Linked DNA regions of Mus musculus: region 1 is linked to region 2. Evidence: chromatin loops called from intact Hi-C (ENCODE). Cell type or tissue: left cerebral cortex. All regions are shown on one strand. Each heading gives the region's core, and the rest is flanking DNA. Links, peaks and the distances in the headings are about the cores only.

Region 1 (2,916 bases), core at 262-2,761, 53 kb before region 2:
AAGAAATGGCCTTTGGTATGCTGCCAACTAGAGCGCAGCCTTTCCAGAGCTGTCCCAAGCCCAAGGCGTTTCCCGGGAACTGGACCAGCTGTCAGTAGAAGAGGCCTGGCTTCTTTGGGCTTGGCAAATTTCTTTGGTCTTTCCAAAGAACCCTGCCTGGGTCTTGCCAGACATGATGTGGTTCCCGGTCTCTTCAGGCAGTTTCTGTTCATTAATCGGGGCATCTTGGAGCAAGAAATTCATCACATTGCGGGTATTTCCCCCAAAAGGTTCCAAGCTAAAAATATTCTGTGTCCCAATCTCTAAAACGTTATGTATTACTATGCAGCAGTCATGGTTTGTATATGTTTCTTAGTTGTATGTCACTTGAGATTAAAATGAAAAAAAAAAGCTCAAACATCAAACGTACTACAGAATTAACCTTTAGTTGTATGGTTAAAAGCACTTTCAAAACCCTTAAGTCTTGCTGGGCAGTGGTGGCACACGCCTTTAGTCCCAACACTTGGGAGGCAGAGGCAGTCGGATTTCTGAGTTCAAGGCCAGCCTGGTCTACAAAGTGAGTTCCAGGACATTCAGGGCTATACAGAGAAACCCTGTCTCGAAAAACAAAAAAACAAAACCGAAAACCAAGCCAAACCGAACCAAACCAAAACCATGAGTCTCAAGAAAAAGATAAAGGAGAATGGCTCTTGTGTGTGTTGATCACTTCTGTGCATGGTTCTCTGGGAAGGTAAAGAGTCTCCATACTATTTTATAGTGAATTCTTTAATTTTCTGCTAAATAGTTTTGCAAAGTATATAGCAAACTTTGTGAGGGGCATATCTCAGTCTGACCCTACTTCTCCACTGAAAGTTATGTCAATAATTAGGTCATCAAAACGGAGAGTACAGGGTGAGATGTAGCTTCAGTAGAGCATGTGCCGAGCTTGTGCAAAGCTCTGAGTTTAACGTCCTATTGGAGGTCAGCTGCATGGGGTGGTATACACCTGGCATTCCAGCCTCAGGAGGCAGAGAAGGAAGGATCAAAAGTTCAAGATCATTGCTAGTCATAAGGTTAAGTTCTAAGGCAGGCGGGGATACATAAGGCTATTTCAAAACAAACAGACGAAATAAATAGCACCACTAGAGACACCAGGGTGTGGGGGTGGGTGGGAGGGGAGTGGCTCTGAATGATATTGTCCCCTATTTCTTGGAACATCTGCAGGAAGGAAATGAAACTTGTTTTTGTTTCTGTGTGACTGAGAGATGAGCCTGAAGTCGCCTGTCTATTGAAAGAGTCCCTGGAGCTTTAGAATCCCCAGGAGGATGCTAGCAGGGCTCTGGGAATGGGGTCTCCACCAGCTGTTCTGGCCTTGGGTAGAAGTGTGGCATGCCTGGGAGCTTGTTGCCCTTCTCTTTGTAGGCAGTAGATGGAGCTGAGCATGAACTGAACCTTCGGAGACTGTGAGACAAACGCGCCTCTCCTCTCTTAAGGTGTTTACCTCGACTCGAGTATTTTGTCCCAGCGGTGGGACTAACACATGAGGTGCACTAACGCATGAAGTGGGACAGTTTGAGCGTGAGGCACAGAGGTAAAGGTTTCTGCACCATCATATATGTGCAGACTTCTCTGGCTGCGTCTTTCCAACCTACATCTAATATTTATAAAGAAACATGTATAACAACCGACCTTCACTATAGATATCCATATAGAAGGAAGACTGAAGGCTAACTAGAGAGAATGCCTGTGGTTGGAATTCAGGTTCTATCATTTACCAGGTCAGTAACCTTGAACAAGCTGCTTACTTGTAGCTTTCTCAACTTAATAGGGAACAAAATAGGAATAACAGTTTCTATTTTCTGAATCAGAACTAATGAAATCAGGGTTTACCGTTATTAGTGTTGTTGTTGTTATTGATGTGTGTGTGTGTGTGTGTGTGTGTGTACTCATATAGGTGCACATATATACACGTGTGTGAAGCCCAGTGGACCACCCTCGCAGTCATTCACCCTGGTTTCTTGAGAGAGGCTCTCTGATGGGCCTGGACCTTGCTGCCTTGGGTAGATTGGCTTGTTATAAGCCCTAGGAACCTACTCCTTTGGGGCTGAGATTACGTGTGTGGATCATTATGCCTACCCCTTTCTTTTCCTTCCTTCCTTCCTTCCTTCCTTCCTTCCTTCCTTCCTTCCTTCCTTCCTTCCTTCCTTCCTTCCTTCCTTCCTTCCTTCCTTCCTTCCTCCCTCCCTCCCTCCCTCCCTCCCTCCCTCCCTCCCTCCCTCCCTCCCTCCCTCCCTCCCTCCCTCCCTTCTTTCTTTCTTTCTTTCTTTCTTTCTTTCTTTCTTTCTTTCTTTCTTTCTTTCTTTCTTTCTTTCTTTCTCTAACATGTGTGTGTGTGTGCTTCGAGTAGACACAATACATGTGCATGAGTGTGCACACAACAGCATTCCTGGGCCCTGAAAGCTACTAGACACGAGGGTAAGAATACAGTGCAGCCTTCGGAAGGTAGCTGATCAAGTACAGGCAGCTTAGCTGGGCCCAGATACCTCACTGGTTACTTAAGGCTTTGAAAGGGAAGGTTCCCATCATCTGGGCTGCTCTTTGCTTTCCTGGGAGGGGAGTGTCTTACTCGGGGTAAGTGAGAGCGAGGAGCCCGAGCCCTGGCAGCAACTCCCTGTATGTCCTGAGGCAAGTTGCTTAACCTCTGAGACTTAAAATCTTCATCATCTATAAAAATAGACTAATACCTAGCTTTCAGAGACGTTGTAAGGCTCCAGGTTAACCTCAATTATCTGGCTTCATGGAAGAGAGCAGGAGATAATCCAGAAAGAAAGGGAAAAGCCACAACACAGTTTCTCTTTAGTCTTGAGTCTCTAATGATCCCTTTTTGTCTTACCAACGTTTCTTCTCGATTCTTTACTTAGGCTGGAATGAAAAGTT
Region 2 (2,916 bases), core at 166-2,665:
AAGTCCTTCCTTGTTCAGGGTGCTTGTTCTGTGTTTGCCATCAATAAAAACAGTAACTAATACTTCTATTTCCCTGGCTACATTCACTTGGAGTTTTTCTTTCCAGGTTTTACAGATGTCCTATAACCACCTTCAAGCTTGAGTGCTCTCTGACATCGCCCATTCTTTGAGTCAGAGGTTTTCTGTAAAGTACTCTGATAACTATGCTACTGACAGTTTGCCACAAGCACTCAAGGATGCCATAGTAGCATAAAAACTGAGTATGTAAGTCAGCAGGGACTAGTGTTTCAGTTTAGCTTCATGCAAAGGTGGCCTGGGGGCAGGAGAGTCTGCTGAACTTGGTTTTCTGTATGTTCTCCTCTAGCTGTGTTTAGGGTTTTCTCCATCACTGCTTCTAAGTAACAAGATAGCGGTGGCCTTGGTGTGAGCTTAGTCTCAGGCCTCAGTTAATCCTTGGATCTTCCATTTCTCTCCACATGATTTCCTTTACATTTAAGTTTTTAGTTTGCAGCTTCCCTCTTTTCCATTCATTTTTTGGATCTAATCGGTTTTCACTTGTGAGTGGAAACATGTCTTCCTGACTTTGAATGATAATTTTGATCACTATGAATTTACTTTCCTCAATGTTTATTGGATTTTGTTCTATTAGCCACACAATAAATGAAGTAGAATCAGACTCTTTCAAAGTTTCCCTTCTACTGCTAAGCCTTCTCTTCCTTGACCAGGAACTAGTCATGGAAAGCAGGGAGAAGAGTAGAGGGCAGCAGGACCAGGCCCACTAGAAATGCTCCATGGGGCTTACCTCCAGCCTTTACTAATGTGTGCTCTGGGAAAGTCTATTTCCTTCTGTCACTGCTCCTCCAGTTTTGATTATCAACTAATTTTTAAGATGTGGAAAAATACTCATTCTGATGTTTATGGGCAGACACCCACTATGCAGCACACAGACAACACTTAGCATTGTACTAATTTCCTAGGGAAAAGCCCTAGGAAGAAGGATTAATACCCCCACCTTGGCCCCAAGCAGCTCTCAAGCAGCTTTCTTATTAAAACTGCATCCTCAAATGCAGATGCCCAGTGCTACATTAGTCTGGATTGAGGGAGGCCTGAACCTGGAGTACTTAAAAAAAAAAAAAACTTCCCAACTGATTTGTGGTTTTTTTGAGACAGGGACTCTCTTCATAGCCCTGGCTGTCCTGGAACTCCCAATGTAGACCACACTGGCCTTGACCTCAGAGATCCATCTGCCTTTGCCTCCTGAGGGCTGGGATTAAAGGTATGGGACTGTATACCCAGCTTCCAAGTGATTTTAACATTAGTGGAATGTGAAAACAACAAATGAAAGCCTATGTTTTCATACCCCAAATCAATGCAGAAGGGTGTGTTGCTGTGTAGTACACAAGGCAAAATATATCAAGAGGAAAAACAACTGCAGGCCATAACAGACATTGAGAGAGCTGGCAATACACTTGGCTGACTTCTTAGATTCTATTTTTAATGTTAAAGCCACACTGGTTATGTAACATCGGGGCTAAAGGTTTTACATAACTTCTGAATGCCTGAAACTTAGATTGTTGATTTTATAGAAATGTCAGTTCTCTTGTCTTTGAAAATTACTTCTGTAGGAATTTCTTCTTTGCCTGGGAAAGTTGCAGTTTAATAAGCATTTTTTTTAAAGCACCGTTTACTTTGAATCCTTTTGTAAAAAGAAATCCTCTATTCATTTTGAGGTCCATTCATTTCTAACAAAGGACTTGGTAAAATAATTAACTTTCATTTAGAGTGTTTTCTAATCCTGACTTATGACGTCCCTCAAGCTTTAGTAACTTCACACTTCTTGGGTGTTTTAAAACATAAATAACCTCACCTTTTGCACCTCAGGAATAGTTTCAGAAATCCAAACTCAACAGAAACACTGTTGATAGCAGTGAAATATATAAAGCAGATTAAGACCTGATTTTATTTGTCCCAGGCTGATTCTGAACTTCTATGTTGGTGACGATGACCTGAACTTCTTCCTGATCCTCTTGCTCCTACCTCCCAAGCACTGAGATTAAAGATGTGGACCATTAAAGACTGGTTTAAAGATGGGTGCTGGGAATAAAACCCAGGGATTTGTGCCTGCTAGACAAAGCACTCTGCAAGCTGAACTACAGACCTCAGGCCCTACAGAATAGCATTTTTGAGAAAAGACGCTACATACAAATCTTATTGCCTTTGAAACACTTCCTTAAAAGTGCTCTAGAGTATATAGACTATACTATGTAACGTATACATCTTAAAAGTGCGCTAGAATATACAGACTATACTATGTAATGTATACATCTTAAAAGTGCTCTAGAGTATATAGACAATACTATGTAACGTATACATCTTGAACAAAAGAAGTAGCGAAGTGGTGACTTCAGGTAACTGGACAAGTTGTACCATTTTTTTTTTTTTTAAAATGGTGCTGGGCACAGAAAGAGCATCCAATCCTCATGTATAGCAGGACAGCACTTAAGGGCTAGTATGTGAAAAGAAAATATTTCTGTAGATAACACCATCATAAAATGTGGGAAGCCACATGTACCGTTGCTGAGTGGCACTGACTACTGCTGGCCACCATGCATAAGATTGGACAAACAACCTATGTGTACATATGCAGTAAAGTTTTTTGCAAAGACACTGCCTGGCCCAGGCATGATAATGAGGTTCTGTAAGGTATTGAGAGTATAACCAATCAGATGTGAGACATGCAAATGATGCATGATAATGAGGTTCTGTAAGGTACTAAGAGAGTAACCAATCGGATGTGAGACATGCAAATGAGGTATGATAATGAGGCTCTGTGAGGTACTGAGAGAGAGTAGCCAATCAGATGAGGAACATGCAAATGAGGCTTAGTGCATAACCAATCCGGGTATGAGACACGCC

What was found. Hi-C counts contacts between places; a loop is a spot of excess contacts. Peaks named below come from ENCODE experiments on the same cell type or tissue, not always from the same donor. Only the 100,000 strongest peaks of a DNase experiment are listed, where the experiment ranks them.
Region 1: it touches region 2 in a loop (5-fold over the local background); 2 of 42 quality-filtered maps call a loop at or near these places.

The regions. Positions count from the first base shown.
Region 1 is chr8:80,922,811-80,925,726 of GRCm38, forward strand. No RefSeq gene overlaps it. Among named protein-coding and RNA genes, the nearest start is that of Gm31223, 25 kb to the right of the region's middle. In left cerebral cortex, for the core only: a CTCF peak has its summit at 1,390 (motif pointing right); no DNase peak of the experiment used is centred there.
Region 2 is chr8:80,975,983-80,978,898 of GRCm38, forward strand. The region is part of intron 2 of Gm31223 (predicted gene, 31223); the gene reads left to right. Among named protein-coding and RNA genes, the nearest start is that of Gm31223, 28 kb to the left of the region's middle. In left cerebral cortex, for the core only: no CTCF peak of the experiment used is centred there; a DNase peak (open chromatin) is centred at 1,431.